2 separate regions of the Homo sapiens genome follow, and region 1 is linked to region 2. A link is a loop called in an ENCODE intact Hi-C map of the cell type or tissue named here. Cell type or tissue: A673. All regions are shown on one strand.

Region 1 (5,000 bases), 170 kb after region 2:
GGCCCCTCCAACATCAACAGGGATCTAACTAAGAGAAAGAGGCTGGCATAAAAATGCCTTGGAAAGGTTTTAGTTTGGCCATTCTTTGGCCAACTAAACTTTGGTGTTTGATTTTTTAGTATTTAATCAGGCCTCTACTCTTTGACCCAGCCACTCCCCAGTCATGTCCGGGCCGAACTGCTTTATAACCACGAGGTGTCTGTTTCCCTCCTAAGACTCTTGAGCTTCCTCCTCTGATGAATGATCTTGACCATCACTTTGTGTTTTCTCTTCTGCTCTTGGGCCCAGCACTGTGCCAGAGCAGTGGTGGCGGGGATGACGTCCCATGAGGCACCTGCACAGCACGGGGCAAAACCATGGACCCCCGCGGTTAATTAACAGCAACGGAGAATTGAGAATAGATCATGAAATTGTCTGGAATTAGGGCTCTTTCTACTCATGGAGTCCATTATTCCAAGCTTGGGGTAACCGCTTCATGGACATTCAAAGCTATGGGGGAAAGTGAGGAAGATGAGAAACTCCACAGAATCCAAACCCACTCCTGGCTCCTCCAGGTGAATGGGTGAGAGGCTTCAGGAGGAAGTTCCTCCCGGAGGCCTTCTGTTCCTGCTGCAGGACCCGCAGCAGCAATAGGAAAATAGTAATGTGTCTAACCTTGTTTACCCCTGCACACCCTGCGTGCATTCAAGGTGTTCGTTTCCCCTTCTTAAATTTTTTCCAAAGGCCATCCCAATTCGTGTTGTGGAAAAGGATGAGATTAAACGGGTGAGGTTTCCTCCATGAATATTCCTGAGTTGATAAAGGTGCATTTTTCCCATTCTATCCAGAATCTAGCCAGTGGGAAACTGAGAAACTCATAAAAAAAATACCTTATGTATTCTAGAAAGGGACTGTGCTCTTTAATTGAAAGAAAAACAACAAACAGGTCTTTGGGATATGGGTGAAATATGCTATTTAAAGGGAAAGTGAAATTACCTTGACTGTAGCCTTTTTTTTTTTTTTTTTGGATAAAATTCAAGATAGACTAGCTCCTTCCTAAGTCTGCTTTGATCTAAATAATAAGCTTTTGAGGTGCTAATGCATAGGCAATGGGGATTAAAGAAATAAAGATGAAGATTATACAGATGGGTAAAGGAAATTTAAAAGGCATTTCCTAAACCTTGTAGCTCTCCCCGCTAAAACCTTCATGGTAGCAAAAATCAAAGGAGAATGTTAAAGAGTCAACAGTCAGGAGCCTCTTTTTTGTCTGGGAAGTAGATGATTAACTGTAGAAAAGACAGTCACGCTGGGTTTTTTTTACCTCTTGCCCACCTCCTGCTGAATGAACAGGAGAAGTCGCAGATTGGAGCCTTCCACACACTGGACAACTGAAAGTTGACTCTAGATTTTTAATATCCTCAATGTGATCATAAACCTATGGAGACTGCACAGAATTTGTGTTTGTTTCTGCAACTTTCTGAATCACCGTCTTTTTCTATAGTTTGTTTTTCATCATTCCCTTCCCCCTACCCCCAGAAATAAGTTTAAGGTCACAGTTGTGTTTTTATTTATTTATTTTTTTATTATTGAGACAGAATCTCACTCTGTCACCCAGGCTGGATTGCAGTGGTGCGATCCCAGCTCACTGCAACCTCTGCCTCCTAGGTTCAAGCGATTCTCATGCCTCAGTCTCCTGAGTAGCTGGGATTACAGGCATGCACCACCACGCCAGGCTAATTTTTGTATTTTTTGGTAGAGACAAAGTTTCGCCATGTTGGCCAGGCCAGTCTCGAACTTCTGGCCTCAAGTGATCCGCCCACCTCAGCCTCCCAAAGTGCCGGGATTACAGGCGTGAGCCACCGTGCCCAGCCTGTGTTTTTAGTTTTGGTAACTGCCCATAATATGAGCTGTGTGCTTGCTCTTCACCTAGTAGAAGAGGGGTGGAGTGCCCTGACTTTTGCCTCAAAAAAACACTCAAAATCTACATTAAGATAAAGTGGTCCAAAGACGATAAAAGTGTCAATTTGTAAAGCTAATGTTGAAATTTAATATCATTTCTGAATTGTCAATTACCATTTATTTGGACAAGGCACAGTGCCTGGTGCCTAAATGACATTAGATGGCCGAATGACAGCCCTGTTACACGTGGGTGCTGAACTGTGGCAGCTCAGGGGAAGCCAACCTCAGCAATTCCTGGGGTGGGGAGGATGTGATGTGTGAGTCATGCCTTGAATGAGAAACATTTAAATTGACAAAGCCTGAGGGGAAGGGACATTCCAGACTGAGAAGCTAGGTTAATAATGATCTCCTTTTGTAATTTGATGTCAGTAATATGCAAATATTCTTTGGGCATCATAAAAAACTCAATTCCTGTTTAAAGTAAGGTCTCCTTCAGTTTGAGAGCACACACTTTGCAGCTAGTGAGACTCAAGTTCAAGTCCCAGCTTCGCAATTTTCTGTGTGTGCCTAGTAATCTTCCAAAGTTTTCCTTTTCTCAGCAATGGGACATAAAACAATATCTGCTTCACAGTGTTATAGTGAGGACTGAATGACATAATGTGGCTTATGTAGTTTACGGTCTGACCTAATGCAATTTAGCTTTGCATGTAACTGTGTCATATGTTAAAGCCGTTGCCTATGTTAGTGAGTGTGCCGCCACCGATCCACCATTAGAAACCTGTGTTGCTGCTGGTGGCCTCAGCACAAGAAAACTGGCTCAGGCACAGAATAAAGTGAAAAGCTGGTGCCAAACCCTGGGAAGTGGATTCCCTCTGCTCCCTATTTTTCAAGTTGGGTTATTTCATTGTTTTGTAAAAATGTTAAATATTTTTTATAAATAATTAAAGCAATGACATGACTAGTATACATCTATACTCTGCCACCTGCTCACCACCCAGTTTTATATCATTATTACTGTACCTGGCCAAACAATAGATCAAGTATTAAAGGAAACAAACATGCAAGAACTCAAAAAATAAGATAAATATAAATCCTTATAGAAACAACTGGGCACATCTAAGCCCAGCCAAAGTTACATGATATATAAATTATATTATAATTTTATATAAATATTATTATATTAATAGTATAATTATTAATAGTATAATCTATATAGAATAGAATTATATTCTATATAAATTTGTTATAATTTATAATATACAATAATATATATGTTATAACATATAATACTATATAATATGTAGTTATATATAATTTATGTATTATAATATATTATAAAATTTATATAATATATAAATGACATTATATAATTTATTATATAAAATTTATATATAATATATACATGACATTTATATATAATTTATATACAATAAATTATATAATATGATATATATAATATAAATTATATGTAACATACATAACATATAACATAATTTCTATTATAAATGATAATAGAAATTATACATTTATTATAATGTATTTATATTAGATTATAAATATAAATTATATTATTTTCCTGGTGTTTATTGCATTTGTACATTTATATATGCTTTTACATGTATTACTTGATTTATCATCTTTAAAATTTACATCTTTGTTCTCCTTATGTAAAGATGAGAAAAATTGGGAACTTACAGTATTTCTAAATCCACTCTTCCTCATCACTACCCAACTGTTGAAGCTGTTTTTTATATAATGTAGAATTAGACATACATGTACATATGTACAGTTAGAAAATACATATACCTATACATATTTGTATTTTTTTCTTTTATCAAAATTCCCAGTGTTGTCACAGTTTAATGCTCCTGATAAGTGGGTCTGATGCTCATGAAGAGTCCTTGGCTGATGGTTGTTCCATTTACTTTGGGCTAGGCTGAGATGTGCCCTCTAGTTGTTTCTATAAGAAGGGCTTATAGGTATTATATTTATTGAGTTCTGGCACATTTGTTTCCTTTAATAGTTGGATTATTGTTTGGCCAGGTACAAAATTCTTGGGCTACTACCCTCTCTCCCAGGGGTTTCAGGTGGCCGTTCATTGTGTTCTTGCACTACCCGGCACTTAGAGCTGATTAATCCTCTATGTCCCCAAAGGATTCTTTCTTCTTTTGGAGGATCAACAGCTTCACTAGCATGTGACTCAGTATTGATTGCTCATATCATTTTTCTTGGTCCATAGCATATGCTTTCAATCCATAGATTCAAGTTGCCTTTTATTTCTGAAAAGTTTTCTTAAATTATATCTCAAAGGTTTGTTTTCCTTTTCTGTTTCAGTTTTTCAGTGCTCTGCTTCAGGGATACCATTTATGTGTTTGTTGCCTATCTTATTTCTGTCTTATCTAGGCATTATTTTTCCCTCTACTTTTTGGCCCACGTTTCCTTATTTCCACTTTCTTTGCTCCGTTCCTCAGTCCTGTCCTCCATGTCTCTTCCTGTGTTGCCAGAAATGCACATTCCTGACTGCGGTTTGGTCAAGGTGGTCTTCATTTCTGTGATGGTTTTATTTTTTCACCCACTCTTAGTTTTCCTCTTATTTCTTCTCCTACTGTTGGCAGTCAATGTATTTTTTAAACTCCTGTAGCTCCACTTTGAGATTTTACATTAAATAAGTGATTATCTCATTAAATTTTTAAAAAATTAGTGCGGCATATTTGGTACCAATTTTCATCTGCTCCACAGAAACTTCTTTCTAGTCAGTGTTCTTTACTTACCATTTGTTTTCCTGTTCATTTTATTCCTTTTCAAGTAGCAATTTAAATATATTCTGTGCTTATTTGCTTATCCATTTTTAAAAATTATTACTCATCTTGGAAGGAGGTGAACTATTCATGGGCCAGCCTTTTAAAGAAGTTTAATGTTGGTAAGGACCAGGGCAGCATCCTGGCAGACAGACTTCTCCTTTATTATCAGCAGATTTCCTTAAGATGATAAATCTTTTTGGCAATTACCTCTTTCCAACCAAAGAAAGCAACAACTGCAAGCCTGCTTCTAACAGGATCTCCCCGACTCTGCCTCTCCAACCAACAGCTTCCTGCAAATATGGCCACTGACATGTCTCCTCA
Region 2 (5,000 bases):
TAAACGGTGCTCTTGGAGGCTGCTTTATAGAGGCCTTCTAGACTGCGATCCCTCGGCCCTCCCCCCCGCCGTCCCTCTCCTTCCTTCCTCCCTTCTCCTCTCATTGCCAGTTCAGCAAGGCTCACGCGACCAGAACACTCCACTCTAAATAAATAAATCCTGAAATAAATATGGGTGTGAGTCTCATTAACATTACCTGTCAAATCCCTAAGCATAGAACCCCCAAATGGCCCCCTGGGTCTCCCAGTAATTTCTGGAAAGCACATAAAAAAAGACGATCAGTGGGTATATTTGTGGAAGTCATTAGCAGGGTGGGGGAAGATATGCTTATAAGTCAATAATTCTTTTTGACACGACCTTAGCTCTGGTTGTGTGGCGACTCCCCTTAATGGAAGGAAAAGACATATGGCCTGAGTTTTATGACAGATGTCAGGAATCCTGAAAGGTGGCACAGGGAAGATCTTGGTGATTTTTTTCCCCTTTTAACTGACACGGATATATGGGATATTTTGTCAACCTAATGAGTGTTTTCTTCAGTTCTTCTGATCATACAGTGGCAGGTGAACATAGTGACCCACTTTTCAAAGGACGGTAAATATCGAAGGCAAAATTTATGTTAGAAAAGGTCCAGAGAAGAGACACTCAATCTGAAATCTTAAAAATCGTATAGTGTTGGATTTATTGCATGTTACCTCTGCAGCGTGTTAATCCTTAATTGGGTTTTCAAAGTCATTAAGGGAAGATTCACATTTACCTCTTGAATAAAATTCCTGTGGCTCATATGTTGTTTATTTGGGAGAGTGTTGAGTTAGTGGTTCATCCCAAAGAGCATTTTCTGCTGTTTCGCATTTTGGAGTTCATAAGGGTGACCCTCATCATGGCCTCACAAAGATGTTAGGCATTGAACCTAAGAAGGAATGAGTTGCCCAAGTGCCTTGCTGACCTGCGACAGGGCCCTTTGTTATTTCTTTGAAGGAGAGCTATCAGGTGATACTCAGCAGAATTGCATCTCCAAGAGAGCTGATTACGGAGCCATGAGTGGACAACTTTAGAAAGTGATCACGATTTGGAGCACACGTTCCCAAGGCAGAGCTACTGAATTTGATTTGGGAGGAAAGAAGGTTTGAGATACAATACAGCACTTTGTAATCATTTATTTGTCTTGGAAAGGCCCCTGGAGGTGCTTGAATTATAATAGAAAACAGCAGTTATAAATCAGGCCATCAGCGTGTAGGGCCCGATCTCTGGCAGCACCCCGCATTCACTTAGCTAAGAGCTGCCACTTTCCAGCCCTTGCCTTGGTTTGTAAGAAAAAGGGGAACTTAGCTAACATCAAGATGCACTTGATTTTCCTGATTCTTTTTTTGTTTAAGCACCAAAGCAGTACCAGTAGCTTTCCGGGCTGCATTCTCAAAATGACTGTGGCCAATATTTTATCAAAAGCAGAGTCCTGAGTACTTGTGAATATTTGGCTGATTGATGCTTTCACTGACTTTTGCAGACCAAGTTTGAAAACAATTTTATTTAACTTATCTATCTGAGCCTTGTCCTTTCTCCCACGGCCAACTCCCTCCTCCATGTTCTCACTCTCCCCCCATTCTTTTTTTTTTTTTTTGAGACGGAGTCTCGCTGTTGCCCAGCCTGGAGTGCAGTGGCGCGATCTCAGCTCACTGCAACCTCTGCCTCCTGGGGTCAAGTGATTCTCCAGTCTCAGCCTCCTGAGTAGCTGGGATTACGGGTGCGTGCCACCACGCCTGGTTAATTTTTGTACTTTTAGTAGAGACGGGGTTTCAACACGTTGGCCGGGCTGGTCTTGAGCTGCTGACCTCAAGTGATCCACCTGCCTAGGCCTCCCAAAGTGCTGGGACTACAGGCGTGAGTCACTGTGCCGTGTTCCCTTCTTTCTAAAGGCCGACTCTCTTCACTGTTTCTATTCTTGTCACCCCCACTTCTGGAGCACTGAGGGGAACACAACATTGACTTGCAGTTTCGGAACCCTGGGTGGGAGCAGTGGGGGAGGAGGCAGTGGAGAGAATTTTGCTTCATGAGATGGTGGAGGGTTAATCCGGCCGCCCTCCCTGCTCCAGACCCCACCCTGGACCAGCAGTTCTTTGCCACGGTTGGCTGGGCTAAGTCAAACCTCCCTTTCTCATTCCAGTGGCAAGCATGACGGAATAGAAATGCATTCCCTTGATCAGGAATCCCTTCCAAGTCTTTCAGGGTGTGTTGGAGTTCTCGCAATGACCTTCTCTCAGGTTTCTGGGTACGATGGGAATACGTTCTTTTCAATGCACAGAGACAGTCCATCAGCATCCTGACCAAGAGGCTTCTATTTTAAAAATCCAAGTTAACTGGGCCATTTGGAGGCAAGCGTTTTAGCTGAAGCTATGCACTTTTACGTGTAATTTTGCATATGTAGCTGCAAGTCCAAAGAAAAGTCAAAATTGGGAAGTATCACTTCAAGATTTGTTTCCTTATTTTATTAGGGTTTCCATTTCTAGCAAGTTTTATTTGGCTATTTACTTTGCTTATATTAATACAATTCAGTTTGATGTTTTTCATAAGGAACAACTCTTGCTTCCTTTAAGTAAGGGAATTATTTAATTATTGAATGGGAATTTTCAATGCAAATCTTCCTGTAAGAAATAGCAATATATTTAAGTCAATCTATGCAATTTCTCTTCTGCGATTAGAAACAATTTTTGGCCTCCGCAGTGTGGGCTATTTTTTTTCCCAGCTGCCAGGCTGATGCATACATTTAGCCATCATATACATTTTCAGTGAAGAGTGGCTTAAATGATCTGCTTTGTTCACTGCTTAATTATGTTATTTTACTGTTCCTGAAAACCTGACACAAGGCAAATTTACATTACTGTGCTCCTAATTAGCCAATAATCCTTGAGGATTTGAATGATACATACCCAAAGTCATTTCCTTCTCCACTAAATATGAATTTCCTTACATCAGGTTAAGAGGATGGTGCAATGACAGAAGGCATCTTGGTGATGACAGCCCTCAACATGCCTGTCTCCTGAGTCACACTGCGTTAAAAACCACATAATGATTTCAGCAGTATCATAAAGTACATCATAGGAAATCAATAAATAAACGATGTAGTTGGCTAAGATGTGCTTAGTTGTTCATCAGATGGTAAAAGCCCTTGTAGATGCTTCTTCTAGTTTTTAAATGAACTCAGCTGTGCATTTCTTTGCCTGTAATCCACACTCTGCTCTATCTGCTTCACACTGTCCATTGGAAATGTGTCCATGTCAGCCAGCAGAGAATCTAGGTGGCCCCACAGGCAGCTCTATTAGCACCTGGAATTGCCCTGTTCACCGCAAAGCCTAGCTCTCAATCCAATCCATGTGCATCTCTGTACAGGTGACAGGCATCTCCCCCATTCAAGAGACTCTCTTCCTCACTTGCTACTTGTTACCCGTTACTGCTCCTGTGGCTTTCTTCCCTACCTCACTTTGTCTGGGCCTCCCTTCTGTCACACATGGCTGTGTGCTTCAGGGAAGTCAGGCTACATCTTCTGCCCTAAGTCTAGGTCAGGACTGGTCTAAGTCAGTGCTTCTCATACTACCTGGACCATCAACCAGATACAAGAAATTCATCTTACGTTGCAGCTCAGTGCACACATAAGTAGGTGGACATGTGTATATTCATATTTATATTTACATCTGGACTCAAATTTCACTTGCGAAATGGGAGTTGGGACCTACTCCATGGATGTCATGGATTTCAGTCGGCAGGGCCTGTCTAAGCTAGGGATGGTTTTAGGCAAGGGCACGTCATACGATTCTGGCCATAAGAAGCTGAGTGGCTCCTTGAGGGGTCTGAATTGTTAGCAGACTCAAGGGAGGCACCTGTGCGTTTTGGGCTGGGTGTCCTGCTGGCTGCATGGGATAACCGAGATGGGCTGCAAAGGCGCGGATCTGTGGATAGCAGATGACACCTTGGATCTTTGGTTATGTTGCTGAACTAGCCAGTATGCTGCCAAGCTATTTCAGGAAGTCTTGTTGTGAGATAAATTTCACTGTTGTTTAAGCCAGTTCGATTGGAGTTTTCTGTTACTTGCAGTCAAAAGCTTCTTAATATATTTCAGTGTCTAGGAATCACATCACCTGAGCTGGGGTTTGTGGTACCTGATGTTAACAGACTAGGGTCATATCCCAATTAAAAGAAGATGAACTTAGAACCCTTTTTGTCATGTTAAGTCAACTGAACATTTGTGGCTTTAGTGGCCCATGGGACTGGTTTGGGGACCTGATTCAGCATAAACTGAAATTTGTGATTTGACCTCTGTGGTTTTGGCTACTTGTAGGTAACCTAGAAGGCTCATGGCATATAGTCATTTGTAATTTGCTGAGCCACATATTTAGATTTTGTATGCCATAAAATGGATTCTGTATGCTGTGAATACTGAATCGATGAGCCCAGATAACACCCAGCAGGTTTATGATGTGGCTGTGTGGGTCTCCTCTTCTCTTCATAGACAAGAGGAGACAAGAAAATGGCTCAAACTCATTTTCTCATGATGAAGTATTCGCTACCCCTCCCTTCCACCTTACACACACCACAAGCTATTTGTTAATGCTGGAAATAAAGAGAAAGTAAAGTAAATGGTGATTCATATCTGGGAAATTGAACTCTGGAGAAAGAGGAGAACAAAATACTGGGTTGTGGCCCCTACCCAGTACCAGAATGGGTCCCCTGGAAAATCAATGCGGTCATGAGAAGAAGTGACCTATGAAACTGTGGGTGTGAATGCTTCATCCAGGGCAGAAATTACTTGCTGATGAGGGCTAAGCATCAGTGGAAGTTTGGAGAGCATTCTACAATTGTGTGTAGACTGCCAGTAAGCTTGTTGGACATGATATAATGATATACCTCAGTGTCCCTGGATGGGAGTTTGTGAGGGTCTCGGGACATGCTCCCATGAATGTGAAGAGTCTTCTGAATCCACAGTGAGTGAATGCTCTGTAAGCCAGAGGATG

What was found. A loop is a pair of places that touch in the nucleus more often than their neighbours do. Peaks named below come from ENCODE experiments on the same cell type or tissue, not always from the same donor. Only the 100,000 strongest peaks of a DNase experiment are listed, where the experiment ranks them.
Region 1: a loop joins it to region 2, with 2.4 times the contacts of the local background. A loop is called at or near these places in 2 of 110 quality-filtered maps.

The regions. Positions count from the first base shown.
Region 1 is chr10:129,158,545-129,163,544 of GRCh38, reverse strand. No RefSeq gene overlaps it. Among named protein-coding and RNA genes, the nearest start is that of LINC02667, 250 kb to the right of the region's middle. In A673, no CTCF peak of the experiment used is centred here; a DNase peak (open chromatin) is centred at 2,184; H3K27ac peaks cover 654 bases.
Region 2 is chr10:129,326,717-129,331,716 of GRCh38, reverse strand. No RefSeq gene overlaps it. Among named protein-coding and RNA genes, the nearest start is that of MGMT, 140 kb to the left of the region's middle. In A673, no CTCF peak of the experiment used is centred here; a DNase peak (open chromatin) is centred at 2,966; H3K27ac peaks cover 4,013 bases.